2 separate regions of the Mus musculus genome follow, and region 2 is linked to region 1. Evidence: chromatin loops called from intact Hi-C (ENCODE). Cell type or tissue: left cerebral cortex. All regions are shown on one strand. Each heading gives the region's core, and the rest is flanking DNA. Links, peaks and the distances in the headings are about the cores only.

What was found. Hi-C counts contacts between places; a loop is a spot of excess contacts. Peaks named below come from ENCODE experiments on the same cell type or tissue, not always from the same donor. Only the 100,000 strongest peaks of a DNase experiment are listed, where the experiment ranks them.
Region 2: it touches region 1 in a loop (2.6-fold over the local background); 2 of 42 quality-filtered maps call a loop at or near these places.

Annotation. Positions count from the first base shown.
Region 1 is chr5:5,095,943-5,103,855 of GRCm38, forward strand. It overlaps Cdk14 (cyclin-dependent kinase 14), which reads right to left. Exons shown (of 15, transcript NM_011074.3): 7 at 7,850-7,912. Among named protein-coding and RNA genes, the nearest start is that of Gm30151, 270 kb to the right of the region's middle. In left cerebral cortex, for the core only: a CTCF peak has its summit at 3,582; a DNase peak (open chromatin) is centred at 4,816.
Region 2 is chr5:4,989,174-4,997,086 of GRCm38, forward strand. All of the region lies in intron 10 of Cdk14 (cyclin-dependent kinase 14), which reads right to left. Among named protein-coding and RNA genes, the nearest start is that of Fzd1, 230 kb to the left of the region's middle. In left cerebral cortex, for the core only: a CTCF peak has its summit at 4,260; DNase peaks (open chromatin) are centred at 2,033, 2,208, 3,499, 4,269 and 1 more place; H3K27ac peaks cover 3,972 bases.

The DNA of each region.
Region 1 (7,913 bases), core at 1,678-6,677:
ATTAAAACCAGTGTTAATGAAGGATGAGATTACATGCCTTGAATAGAGAAAAGCCCTAAAATTTAGAGACTAACACAGTCCCACAGAAAATCAAGACAGAGAAAATCTCTACACTGCCAGATAGCATTATGCATTGATAGACTGACAGTTACATAAACAGATCCCTGCAGGAGAACAGCTTAGGCTGGATAATGAGACCTAGTTAAACAAGCAAATGGAAGGAAGGAAGGAAGGAAGGAAGGAAGGAAGGAAGGAAGGAAGGAGGGAGGGAGGGAGGGAGGGAGGGAGGGAGGGAGGGAGGGAGGGAGGGAGGGAGGGAGGGAGGAAGGAAAGAGACCAGGTGAAGGAAGGTAAGGACCAGGAGGGGAAAAGAAGGGAAAAGCTCTTAGAAGGAAAGGAATGGAGGAAAAAAGAAGGGCAGAGAAAAAGGAAAATCTTCACTGAAATCATGAGAAAAGTCGATGATTCACAATTAGCACCTTATGGTAGCTGCAGTCTCTGCCCTGCCAGGCAGGGAGGGAATACGACAACTCTGTCCCTGGCTGAGCTTAACTAGAACATGGAATGCTACTATTCAGTAATAATGGAGAAACTTAGTTATGGGGGCTTTCTGCTTACACAGAGTCAGGCAAGGACTGACCTTTCTCATGTAAGTTTCTAAGGAAAGCCACTCCCTCAGGTGCTGCATAAACCACAAGATAAGCTCATGCCTGGCCTTCTAAAAACAACAGGGAATGTGACAGGGAAAAGCCACCAGAGTGACCCACACAGGCCAAGGGGAAAGCTCTGCATCAGCATTGTTATTCAAAGTAGCAAATGACAGTGGAACCCACAGAATGACAAAGAAAGAATACAGACAGCTTCTTACTGCCAAGGTCGCCCCAAGTTCTGTTACATGTACTATTTAATCCCTTCAATCTAACAGAATTTTAAAAAAGTCAGAAACAAGTGTCCTCAATGTCACCTGTTGTCACGATGCGTGGGAACTTACACTACATCGCACTACTGCATTTACGCTGCTTACAACAAGCATAGCGTGATAGTCAAACATCCAAATAATCAATGTGCTTTCATTATTAAATAAACTCAACTTCTTAAAAGCTCCAATTAGCATATAATGGACTCATGGTTCCCAAGCCGCCTTGTTTTTCTAATCTATTTAAAATCTTCCTAGGAATAAATAATATGGCAGCAGACTGCACCATATTGTATAATGTTGGTAGGTTAGATTTGGAGGCACCTTCCCTTCTCTCCTCTGCAGTGTACATGAGGTCTTCCTTGTACACTTGGTCTTAGAATATCCTACTTAATCCTTCTGAAAAGATTCTTCCAAACACAGCAGTAGACTCTCTGAAGGTTTGCACCCCAGTTTGGGCATGGTCATTTTCTGTAATTGAAATACCAATGAGAGCAGCTTTAAGCAATGTCCTTGGAATGGGGAACGCCAGGAATAGACTTATCCTCCTCTGCATGGAGAAGTTCATGACATATACTTCCTAGAAATAACCCCTTTTTCTTCTTTAGTAATGTAAAACTTATTAACATATATAACATCTTTACTTCTACCTATCTATATCTATATAGATGATAGAGATATATAGATATAGACATAGACATGGACATAGATATAATATATAGAGAGATTAAAATAGAATAAATTACGCTTGTTATTACCATGAAATATTTTTAGCCATTCTTTTCTGAAACATGTTAAACAAGTTTTAGAAAGAGAAAAATCAGGTATTCTAATCATAACTTTGAAAATCAATTGATAAAGGTATACAGTGTTGAACTTAATATATGTCATATTTGTTGCTCAAAAGTATTAGAGACACAGCAACAGATTTATAACGAGACCCTCCCACCAGTGTCAAAAATGTAACTTCATATGCACTTTATCTTATTTTCTAGAGTCGTCCATTTCTATGAATGGTCAGAAATACAAAGATTGTTTAGTATACAAGATTCTCCTTAATACAGGATCAAGCATGGTGAACATTTTGCAGATATCCAAGCCGTGAAAATTTCCTTTAAGGTCTGTTTGTTGTCCATTAGGGTCTATGTAATTTACCAGGAAGAGCTATTGGCACTAGTGCACATCCCCATGCAAGCCAGTACTTTCTCACAAGCAGAGCTAGCCTACTCTGCGGTCATCAGGAGGCCATTTAACATCTCTGTATCTTGGATGCCTCATTTTAAAAAGGATTGTTTGAATTGAGGATGGATACCTTTAACAGCCACATATAGCACTGAATTGTATCATTTCATAATTCTATGAATAACAATGGAATAGGCAATAAAGAAAATGACTGGTATCAATCACTTACTGAGATCTTCTTATGGTACATATTACTCTAGGTGTTGTCTACCTATCCGTCCTTCTAGAAAAACACTAGAAATATTGCATCCTAAAAATATTCTGTATGTTGCATCAGATAATACTTTTCTTGTCAAGGTAGTTCTTTGATCTGGAGAATCCATAGAATGATTTATCATGACTAGTTCCATTTAATTAAGCTTCAGAAAAATCTAATGTAAATATTAAGTACTAATTTTAATATAATAATACATTCAATCACATCCAGGTAGTTTTACTTTACAGTGAGTGCATCACTGCAATTTGTTATGTCAGATTTAAAACAACAGGAAGATTATACAAGGGTAGTAAATGAGATGAAATATTTAAAAACTAGCTAATCCATGACATAAGCCACTGTGCATACACTTGAAAGCATACATTGCACTATTCAGACAGAGAAATATACAAGGATCCATGACAGTGCATTGGCCACATGGATGCAGTATTTTAAAGTATGTGTCTTCTATATCCACATGTTAGGGAACATGCAACACACAGTAAAAGAAACTATTCTCATTTCTATCCACTTTGGGTTTTTCTACTTTACTAATTATTAGTTATATTCCAATAATGTCTTCAGAAAGATATATAACATGTTTCAGAATTTCTAAATAATATAAAAATTAATTTACATTTCTAAGATCATGGAACACTAATAAGTTTTTCCTAAAGACAACAGCTTTCTGCATAGAAATCCTTTTTAAACATGAGACTTTGAGGTATGTAGCAAGCTATTGTGGAAATAACTGCTTTCACTTTATTTGAAAGTTGGGCTAATCAAATCAATTGTCTTCCATCTCACCTTCTTTCACATTTTAGCATAACAGTGGACACCAAGCAAGACAATACCCAGAGTGAGCAGGTTAAAGTTGCAAGATTTTGATCTAGGAAACCCCTGGGGAGTCAAATGTGTTTGCATGATAAGCAGATCTGATACAATATGTAACCTTCTAGAAGTTACCAGGCTATGTCTGATGAAAACGCACAGAGTCATGGGTCTTAATTAGGGTTCCTATTGCCTAGATTGAGCAGCAAAGCCAAAAGCATCTTGGGGAGGTAAGGGTTTACTTCAGTTAACAGTTGCATATCCCAACTCACCATGAAAGGACACCGGACCAAGAACACAAGGCAGAAACACGGAGATGTGCTGCTTAGTTACTGTCCACTCCTGACTTGCTCAGCCAGCTTCTCATACAACCCAAGAGCACTGCCTAGGGGGCAGCACCACCACAGAGGGATGGACACGATGGACACTCCTGTATCAATCATTAATCAGGACGCTGGACAGGCTTGCCTGTAGGCCTATCTTAGGGAGGCATTTTCTCAACTGGGAGTCTCTCTTCCCAGTGATTATCACTTGTGTCACGTTGACATGAAACTGACCAGAAGACAAGCATTCTGCTGAATGAAACTGCTAATCAGTCCAAACTTAAAAACTTAGCAGAAATTATTTTCTCACACAAAGAAAATGGACAATCACTTTTATTTCAATGATTTTTGTCTATAACCAACTTAAGAGACAAAAACCAGCACAAAATATTTTCATATAATTGGGGAAGGCTAATATAAATTCGTTTTAGAAAAAGAGATAAAGATACAGACCGAAAGACTAACAAATAATGAACAAGTCTAAAAATGTTGGAGAATATTCATAAAAAAAAAGCCACATTGCAGAGAAAAAAAATAACTGCAAGAGAGATGTAATAATTAGAGACGAGTGCATTTGGTATAAATGATCACCGAATTTCTCTTAATCCCACAGAGGTATAAGACGTAGCAGAAATGTGAACAGTGATAATATAATGCCTATGGTTTACAATAGGTTTCCCAGCATTCCAGGAGAGTCACACAAAAGCCATGCTTACTCAGGACAACAGAAAAGTTCTGAGTAGAGTGTGCAACTCTCCTGAACCTGCCTTTAAAGGCATCCTATAGGTCTTGACAAACATAAGACACAAGTGTTCTGTGCAACATCCACTGCTACACGGAGAGAACCAGGGTGAATACGCAGCTTAAGTCTGAGTCCTAGGATGCCATCTCTCCCATTCCCAATGGGTGCTCCCAACTGGATGCTTCTGCTTCACACTTACATAATCTAGTGATTGTATTATATCATCCTTTAAATTTGAGTTGTAAAACACTGCCATGGAAGACTGTACTATTTAATTATCTGGCCTTAATTCCTCTGTCAGCTCCATTAGTTAACAAGCACATCAGCAAATGACCCTATTGAAGGTCTGACTCCCAGGTTAACCATGAGATTCCCTTCTTAGCTGCACCTTGCATGTCTAATACGACATGGACTGGTATGTACCGTTTTGTTATATTTTTACTGGCAATCCTTTAAGCTTTAGATGTGAATGTTCTATCTTATAACCAGAACAGGACAAAGTGTTCAAGAGATTCCTGGGCAGGAATCCAGGCTGGAGGCAGAATTTTTATAGAGACCCACTACTTAATAGACTCATGAGAAGACTCATATTTCCTAACATACAGAATTAGGAAAAGCTCTATAATACTCCTGCCAATGCATCAGAGGGTATCATTACCAGCTAAATGAAAACTCTAATGAAGTATGTGGAGAAAATCGGGTGTCATTTGGTTTTCCCTCTGGGTATTAGAAAGTCTAATTTAGGAATGTATGCTCAGTGCCATCTGCATAAGGCAAACTTAATTTGGCATCACATTAGTTTATCTGTAACACACCTGCTTGTTCTCTGGACTACGGAAGAACGACAGCAAGTTTTCAACCATAATAAACTCCATATTATTTTAATTAGTATCTCTACTGAAATGAAAAACGGGAGTTAGTTTTTATACCAATAGGATTTCAGATACTTCAGGGAATAAGCTTTAAAAAAAAAAAAGAAGAAGATGGTAAATGTAATTTTGCAAAGAATCATCTAGGAAAGTAATTATACCACAGAAATGGAAACACATTACATAAAACACAGGAAAGCTCAATCTCATCAAGATAATAAGATGCCACCATCTCCATCTATGTCTGTCAGCTAGAGACTGTGAAAATTCATCTTTTCTCTTTTCCAGGAACCTTAATTTCCAGTCTCTCATGCTTATCAATTTTTAAATACATGAAACCGAATAAAGGGTAACATTTAAGCTGTTTCAGTCATTTAAAAATCCAATAGCCGATCTGAAACTCACTAATGGGCATAAGATTGCAAACTGATACAAATTATGTATGTGACTAAATTATGACCAAACTCCAATGTGCTTTGAAGTAGACAATATTTAAAATGTAGAAAAGTAAGCAGTCTCCAAGAAAGCTAAGCAGTTTCCTACATACCAACTTTCATGCCATAGAAGTGGGTTGCTATTTCTCTAATCCTCATAAGTATTAATAAAGAGGCCCTGTTCTCAGGCTTTTACGTCAGGGTTATAATCATCTTCTAGGTGACTAATAGCTGAAATTACTCATCTGTCAAACATGTATACAATGCTTAAATATTAATTATTAGTTAAGAGTTAATGTTTATTTCAAAATGTCATACTGGTAATAGACACATTCTGTAGGCAATTAAATTAGCAAAAATAGTTTGGGAAAATTTATTTAACACTGACTTATTTTCTTGAGCTTATCCAAGTTCATCTAATGAATGCTACAGACAAATAATAGAACTTTCACAAATATTTTGCTCAAAATTAGTAACAAGTTAGTTTAAAATGTTTCCTGTGCTTCTGTGGAGCCAGAGGCCAAAGGCGAGCCCAGCGGCTCCCTCGCTGTCTTTGGTCTACCATGATACATCAGCTTTGTGATACTTAAAATTCTATACAAATCAAACTTTCATAAGTGTATTACTTTATCTGTTATTTTATTTGTTCAGTGTGCTTGTAGTGGTGGCATGTGTGACCCTGTCTATTGGGGAAAAATTGGGGGAGTTTGGTCTCTCCTTACAACAAACGAGTCCTAGGTATGGGACTCAGGTTGTTGTGCTCAGGGGCAATGGCTTTCACCCATGGAGCAACCTTCTTTCCATGTCATTCACATTTTCTCCATAATAAACAGGTATGCATAAAATAAAAAATAAAAACACAGTGTCAAGCTGCACACTGAGAAAAGTCATAGTCAAAACCAACAAATTTGCAGGCTAAATAATTCAGTCATTTCACTTGTTTGTTTCCAACCAAAATATACAGTGAGTATTATCCTCTGATCCTTTGATGGTATCTGACATGTCTAGCCAAATCCTGTGCCTTAAATGAGTTCAAAATCCTTCTAATTTAAAAATATTAGTGTTATTTTTCTGTGTGATTCGTGTGTGAGTGTGGGCACATGAATATATGTGTAAAAGACACGTTTTGGAGTGGGATTTGCCCTTTCCCTAGGGAATCCTGTGATTGTAAGTAGGACATGAAGCCTATGTCAGACAGGTGCTTTGACCCATTGGGCCATCTCGCCAGCCGGGGACATATTCTTTAGAGATAGTAACATTTCACCTGATAGTCAAATTTATATTCATGTAGGACTACTTCATAGTCTCATGTTTAGCTCAAGTGGCTTCCTTTTAATTAATATCTAGCACAGTATTATGAACAGTTGTTAATTTACTAAATATTATTATGTTCTTCATTTTGTATTCATAGATATAAGTGACAAATATAACAACATTAGAAAATATGTTAATATCAAATAGAAATACCAATGCGGCATCTTTCACTATCTAATGTCAGTTATATTTGGGGATAATTCCACCTGCAGTGTAAATCCTAAAAATAAGCCTGGATGAATGACTTGTCTCTCAGCAAACACTGAAAATGTGTTATCCCACCACTGCCCACCACCTCCACCTCCTTAGTGTGATATTCTCATTCTCTCTCTCTCTCTCTCTCTCTCTCTCTCCCTCTCTCTCTCTCTCTCTCTCTCTCTCTCTCTCTCTCTCTCTCTTTCTCACTCCTTAAACTTAAATTTATTTTAGTATGATGTTGAAAACATTAATCATATGAATTAAGGAAACTCTGAGGTACAGCAGGAATCTCATGTGTAAATGGTTGAATTCTTATAACTGCAGCTAAACACACAGCCTCAATGTGTAACCATAACAATGAATGCATTCTAATCATAGAACATACATTTTATCTTTCCCTTTTAATGAGAAAATTCTTTAAACCAAGATTAAAAACTCAAGAGGGATAGGATAACCCCTCTGAATGTAAATGTTTGAAGAAAGAACAGACAAATTGTATATTTTTTAAATAAAGGCATTTATATATCACAAATGTTCTTTTAACTCAGTTATCTGAAATTATCAGAAATGTAAAAATATTAAAAATCAGAATATATGTTATAACTAAAAGCTGCCACAAAGTACGAAACAATCTGAATGTTTCTGTATTAAAACTAATGTTAAAACACTGCAATTCCCACCAATTAAAATAATAATTAGTCCTTTACACAGAAGATTTTAGATTTAAGCTAAAAATACACATATGAAAAATAAAACCTCACGGTCTTAAAATACTGTTTCTTACCTTCACATTATCTGGATGGAGTCCTCCAGGGTGCTTGTCCATGTACTGACATAAATCAGTGTGC
Region 2 (7,913 bases), core at 1,587-6,586, 110 kb before region 1:
TTCTGCCCACACCCCCAAACCTGACCCGGATGCCAGGAGGACGTAGTCATGATGATTATTGAGCCCCTTACTCATTTATAAGCAACAAAAGCTTGGGAGGTTTGGTTTCAGACCCTGGGCAAGGGGCTGAAGTGCATGTTTCACACATCAAAGCAGACCTGGCCTCCAGGTTCTCCCAGCATCACCCTCAGTCCCTACATGGCCCTGCCCCTAACCCTGAACTTTGCAGCCCAGGGGCTGGGCTGCCCTTCCTTCAGAGGCTCATCCCTATTAAATCCAGATATTTTGGTTTCCTCCCTCTGTCTCTCTGTCTATTTCTGTCTTTGTCTCTGTCTCTCTGTCTCTGTCTCTCTCTTCTTTCTCTGCACTTGGGCCCTTTCTTTTCATCTCCCTCTGCCCCACCCCATGTAGACTTCCTTGCCCTCAATCCTTGGGGCCAGTGAACTTTCCCTAGAGCAGTTTCCCAATGAGCCTGCCTTTAATATAATCTACTCTGGCTTGAGGGGGCTCTTTTCAACATCAGCAGTGGAGAAATAACTTATCAAGGAAGAAAGGATATAGAATGAACACATGAAATTTCGGGAGGTTAAATATAGTCTCGAATATCAGGACGGTTTTCTGGATACACACAAACACACACACACACAATCTTGAATATCAATATATATCTCACATATATAGCCATTGAGACAGGGTAACTCTATGACAGGCTATACCATTTAGTTTACAATTGACAATTATATTTCAATAAAGCAATTAAAATTTGCAAAAAGAGGTCACAGCTCTAAAATGGAGAAAATGTTGGCATACATTAACTCTGCATGCTTGTTCAAGAAGTGTTTCGTACACTTTAGCAAACTGAATGTCCTCCCTGTTTCACCTAGAAAACATTCAAGTCCTCTGTGAAATCGGAAGGAGAAAACAAATGAAAAAATAATAACGGAAGGGGCTTTTATATCTGTAAGTCATCTCTGTTCACTATGGCAAAATCTAATACCCATAACCTTTGACTTGGGGGGGGGGTGGTGTACATTTGTCAAGTAGGCATCTCAGAGACAAAATGCGTCAGTAAAGGAAGAAAGAAGGGTGGGAGAGAGGGAGAGAATGGGGGAGGAGAGCATGCAAGATTGCTAACAAATACTTGAGAAACAAACACTAACCTCAATGCAGGCTGAATTCACGTGGCCTTTATTCCAGACTTAGCTCAAAAGCTGCCGTGAGTACACAGGGCTCTGTGTCCAAGTCCCGCACTGGCCCACGTTTTTCTCACCCTCAATTATTCTGAGGATCCCAGTCTCACAGCAGCCTCTCAGTGTCAGGCCCTTTGCTGGCTACACCTCTAGTCAACAGAGCTCTGTAAAGTGCCAGACTGCAACCTCCTGAGAAAAAGGACCACCAGTAGTGGCTAATAGTGCAAAGTTCCAGTGTTCTGGCCTTCTCCTTAGCCTTTCTCATGTTGCCAGTGCCCTGTAAGGCTATGCTGTGACTAGAATGAGTGCTCATATATATATATATCTACTGACAGTCCATCTCAAGAAGTGCAGGTCTTTTGAGGAAAAGACCCATCCATCACTCCCAGACTCACTGGCTGAAACCATTAGATGGGATGTCTAACAAAATTAAATGTTTGAAATACACAAATCAGAATGTAAAACTGTATTCATGAAAAGACATCAACCACAGATGACAGATGGCTAAAACTTAGGAAAAAAAAAACATATAAAAATGAAAATAAAGAAGTTGTCAGGAGTTTTATTTTTCTCTCTCCTGTTCTCCCAGACTATCTTTATTGGGGCTATATTGTCTTTATAGAATTTTTAAAAAGGGATTATTGACAGGTGGTAGCTTGAAGGCTTTTTCATTCTGTACAGCTGAAATGAATCTGAGGCTTCTATTCATCTGGGAGGAAAAAAGGGAAAAATAACATTTATTCTGCTCCTGTGGTGGGTGGTTGGAGCTGAGGCGGATTTGTTTGACTGCCAATTACTGGTAACAGTTATCTGGTTGTTATACATTTTATAAATGTGTCTAGCAGTGCTCTGAGTGTTTAGAAAATGCCTATCAGAACTTAGTGTTCTATGCCACAGGCTGAAGAAGACTGGCCCTGGTTAATTCAGTACGTAGCTCACATTTCACTGGAGCACAGTGTGTGAGGAAGGAAGCCCCAGGAAGGTCTGGGTTGAACACTGTTCTCCAAGGAAGCATGCTACACTGGCAAATTATCTGAGACATAAGCAGGCTTCTGCAGAAGTGGGTGCACTGCATGTTGGAAAAGAAACTGGGCTGGGTAAGAATACTGAATCACAAACCAGCAACACTAGGAAAGAGTATGCTGATGGGAAGTGCAAACCAGCCCAATGCTTTTAGAGAATTATCTGAGAAGTATGTAAATGTTGGGGATGCACCAACCAGTCCTGGACCATTTCTGCAAAGAAAATGTTAGTTTAGAAAGCTCTGGGCATGACATAAGGGCTGACCCAGTGGGCTTGTTCTTTCATGAGAGTGAGGTATTGGAGAACCTACATCTTCAGGAGTTATAGGGATACTTACTCAACCACTGTGACGGCTATTCCTGGTTGCCAACCTGACTATATCTGGAATGAAATACAATCCAGAAATGGAGGGCATACCTGTGATTCATATCTTGGGGCTGGAAAACACAGACTTTTGATGTGTATATTGAGACATAGTAGCCATGAAAACCTTGGGACCAGGAAGGGTGGTACATGCCTTTAATCCCAGAAGACAAAGGCAAGTCATCCTGAGCTCAAGGCTAGCCTGGGACAGTGCAAGTTCCAAGTCCAGGCTTGGTGACACACACCTTTCATCTGAGCCACACCTTCCGCTAGAAGGACTATGGAAGAAGGAAGGCCTCGTTCTTTTCTGCCTGCCTGCACTTACAGCACATCTTTTGGAATCTACTTGTTCAGGATTCCAGCTTATACAGAAGACCCGTTGAAACACTCTGCCTCCTAGGATTGAGCAACTACTCAATTCTTGGACTTCCCATTCACAGCTGCCCATTGTTGGGTTAGTTGGACTATAGGCTGCAAGGCATTCCAGTAATTTAATTTAATCTACAGAGACTTTCCATTAAGTTCTGTGACTCTAGAGAGCCCTGACTAATATACCCACACAAACTGGATTGACACATAGCTTCTAAAACAAAATTTGAAGGTTTATATGAAATGAGTAAGAAAACCATCCATGACTGAAATATGTGGGGAAAAAAAAAGAAAACAAGCTGAAATAATGCTCACTGCACCTCTGGAAATCAGCACAGATACTACCCTCAAATGTACGCTCTTCAGGGCCTGACTGCCTGGGATGAGAGCAAGGACACGCATGGGCTTTCTATCGGAGCTCCTAAGAATTACAGTAAAACGCTGACCAAGCTTGGCTTCTCAATATACACACTTCTGAAATCTACTGGGATGTGGAATGCTTTTTAATTTAGGAAGTCATAAGAGAAGAGAAGATCTGCAGGCATGGTGTTGAGTGCCTGAAATCCCACCTCTCAGAAGGCTGAGGCTGGAGGATCACGCAGCACTGTCACGAGTTTGAGCTTGGCCTGGTCTACATAGCAAGGCTACAAACACAAGCAAGCATCAAAAGACAAGAGAGGATCAAATGAGTGTAAGTGGAACCGTTTATTGATTTAGAGAAAAAGTAATAACAATGATGGGATATGACCAAATGAAGAAAGTGAAACTGGTGATACAAGTGTTGGTAGTAAGGGATTCATGTCAAGGGGCTCGTGTGCTTTCTGTGGAATATAAACAAAAGCACATGCTAAGGCCTGCTCCTCGTTACTCCTTTGCCCTTCCTGCTAGAGTCCAAGACTCTGGACAGACACAGCTTATACAGCAGGTGGAATGAAATATTAAGAATAATCCAAAGGGAACTTCTGGAGAAAGATGATTTCAGCCTCAGGATTTATTTTTAAGAATTAAGGAATGCCATGGGAAGAAAAAGTTCTTTTTCATAATGAAATCGGCCTGGCTATGCCTATTCTGAGCACTGCCAGCAGGCAGAAACAAGCTGTCTCCAGCCATCCTGCTGTTCAGGGCACTGCCTGTCTGCAGGGTCCAGCAGGGTCCACCCACAGGGATTGCTGGCACGATCTTGGGTAGAGATGTCTGGATCAGTCTGTAGCCATCACTGCCTCTAGGACAGACAAGGATAAGACTGGATGTCTTTATGAACTACTTCAGATCTTAAACCACAGCCGCCCACATCACCATCTGTTGAGTGCCATGTGGACGAAAAGAAAAATGCACGCTGGTCCTAAAAATACTATTTGCCTTACAAGGAACAATCCCTGATGGCTCTGCCTCCCTGGCCTCTGTTTTATATAACATTAATTAGAGATGCTAATTCTGTGTCAGAATGGTACTGTAGCCACACCCTGGAATGTGAAATCCTAAACCTTCAAGTTCTGCCAAAATGTGTCACTGCATCCAAGTGCAACAAATTCAGTTGGAATTTTTATATTCCATGGCTCCCTGACTGCAAGTCCATGGAACTGGAGTTGTAATCATTCCAGACACATAATTGCCACCATTAAACCATGCTATGTAAGCCCGGTTTTGTCACCTGTTAGTCAATAATAACATTATACGTATTCTTGTGCGTTTGAATAAGAAAAAGCTTTTGAAATTTTCAGCGAAAATTCATAAAACTAATATATATATTATATATATATTATTACATTATATATATATATATATATAGTACAAACTATCTCTGCTTTCAGTGCAACACTATTAAGCTCCAAGCATCTCCCTGTTACACTTCCCTCTTTCCAGAAGAAGACAGCTATCAGCTTTACTAGGTAAAAGATGTGTAAGGTACCCTAGAGGAGAAAGGAGTTTGGTCAGGAGACCATAGCAGTGCACTGGCCACCCAATAATGTTCCATTTCCAGCACTGTAGGCCTCTCCAGCATCACGTGCTTCTCCATCTTCCAGAAGCCAGCCAAGGACACAGGCTTGTGACTCTTAGCCTCCAGTCTCTGACCTGCAGTTGTGGTCCAGCTCTGGTCAAGCTCCCGCCTCCCAACCAGCCCTTTGCCTCTCCTGTCCCAGCTCTGTGAATACCTCTCATCTGTTGTCTCCATCATGGATCTAGGTGTTGATCGCGCTTGACTTTGTTGATGTTTTCAATTAGTTTTGCTTTCAATTGCATATCTCTTCTTTGACATTTATTATTGTTTTCTTTCCCATTGCCTTTGATTTAATTCACTTCTATTCTCCTACTTCATAGAATAAACACATAAATCATTGATGTCAAACTTCTCCATTTCCCAGTGTAAGCTTTTAATGCTGTAAAATACTTCAAAGCCTGCTTTAGCTAACTGTCACACATTCTGATGGGTTGTAGTCGGAAGAATCTGTTTGATATCTTAATCAAAGTGCAATGTAAAAGTTATTAAAGGCTGTTAACATAATTTGACGTTCTGAATCCTATGTGAAAGTTTACTTAAAACCATTTTCTATTTTCTCTTTTAGGCAGACAATCTCGAGGAATTTTCTTTGAACAATTTTCTTTGAATAATTTTCTCTTATCATGATCTTATATTATTTTGCAGGACTCTGGACAAAACTCTCCAAGCAACCTCTCGGCCACATCCTTAAGTAAAGGCTCCTGAGTGCTGCACTGGTTTTTCAGTTTCAACCAGGTGAATGATGGCAATACCCAAAAGAGTGAGAGGGGCTGTGGACACGAGAAATGCCAAGGCTGGATAATGTGTGGAGCAGAGCCTCGGGACATTTAGCAGTTTGCATTACACAGACGAAATAAATCCTCAGTTTTCTGAGATACACCATTGTTGTCTCTCTGGAAGTCTACCACCTTACAGGCTAACTCACCGAGGCTGGGCACCTGTGAAAATGAGAGTGCTCAAGCTGGAAGGCAGGGGAGCTGAGGTGGAAAGCAATGGAGACAGAATGGGTTCTTAGAAAAAGGCATGGTGATGTGTGGGCCAACTCAGCATCCAGTCTAGGAATAGAATGAGGAGAATTGCCTGGTTCACTAGGTTAGGCTAAAAAAGGGTGATAATTTAGAATGATTCTTAGATTGCTGGCTTTAGTTTCAATAGGTACTGCCACTTACTGAAATGTGGAGAACACGTGTGAGTTACTTCATTCGTGACACGTCAGAAGTGATTAAGAATGGCTACATCTGGGATTCTTATTAGACATGAAGAGGGTGGGTTACTAAGCAGGCCAAAGTGTTGCTACCATGTGCTACCATAACATACTTCCTGGACTTTCTCCCTGGCCACAATGGGAGGCCCCAGGAGAGAAGGCCAGTGTCTTATTTATCTTTGCATCTTGAGTCCTATTACAATAAACAACCTCGGTCATGTCATAAACATTTATTGATTTAATTTACAACTAGCATTAGTAAAAGAAATGCCAAGCTGTGAACTATGGAACAGGACACTATGGGGTTAAAATGCCTACCTAGGCAGCACAACTGATTTACATAACAAATAGCTAAAGGAACTCAGAAAGTGGTAATAAACACTTTTATGGAAACTATGTTTTGAGACATACAGGGAACTTTATGACTTTAATCTCAAACTGTTGGAGACATTAAGACAAAAATTTAAATATGGTGGAGAAAGCTGAACAATTCTGGTGGTTCTCATGGGATGTTTCTGGAAAAGCTTTTTTTACCCTAAATGTTCATTTGCATGGTAGGGGCAGGAATCAAAAAGGTGGGCTTTGGGAGTCTCCCAAGATTATCAGCGAAATTTCATTTAAAAGAGGAACGAAAGCTTCTGCTTCTCTTCTTCTTCCTCTTCCTCCTCCTTTTTTATTTATTAGGTATTTTCTTCATTTACATTTCCAATGCTATCCCAAAAGTCCCCGATACCCTCCCCACCCCCACTCCCCTACCCACCCACTCTCACTTCTTGGCCCTGGCGTTCCCCTGTACTAAGGCATATAAAGTTTGCAAGAACAATGTGTCTTTCTTTCCACTGATGGCCGACTAGGCCATATTTTGATACATATGCAGCTAGAGACACAAGCTCTGGGGGGTACTGGTTAGTTCATATTGTTGTTCCACCTATAGGGTTGCAGATCTCTAGCTCCTTGGGTACTTTCTCTAGCTCCTTCATTGGGGGCCCTGTGATCCATCCAATAGCTGACTGTGAGCATCCACTTATACTCTGGTTTCTCTTCAGATCATATAAACCTTTCGCCTTTTATTCCTCCTCCTTCTTGAAAGCTAAGGATACTCTAACCTCATTCTATAGGTGAAGAAAGTGAGCTCTACTGTTCTTTAGTAAGATTTCTCTCTTAAAATGCCTATTACCATATTTACAGATTTTCATCTCCTGGAACTATGAACTTCATACCTTTATAATAAATGGTCAAACTGTATCAGTTTTTCCCCTTTGGCTTTAACATCACATAACACATAGAATAGACCCTTCTAATATCTCTATCAGATTAAAGCTTTTGACAGCATATTATGGCGATATTTTAATAGAGATAATGCATTATATCCAAGTCAGCCAACTTTGCTCCATGAACATGGCCAGGAGAACACACAAATTACTGAGTATATCCTAATTTTCCTCCTACGCATTCAGTACGATTGCATACTAATAGAAGTTGGACAGAGAATAAAAAGACATGAATGTTTAACTCTAAGAAAAATACTGCCTTAACCAAGAAAAGAAAAACTGACAAGTGGAGCCATTATTGGAGGTTCCTTCAAGGTTATTTCCATTTTCATTAGATCATTTATTCAGCAGGTCTGGCTACAACATGCCATGGAGAGAATTTCATCATTTGATTTATTTTTTTACTTACCCAGTAAATGTTTTATCTTTCATCCAAACTGACAGGCTGGTATTATCAAAGCTAACCTGAGAATCATTAGCCAGGGTAAAATTCC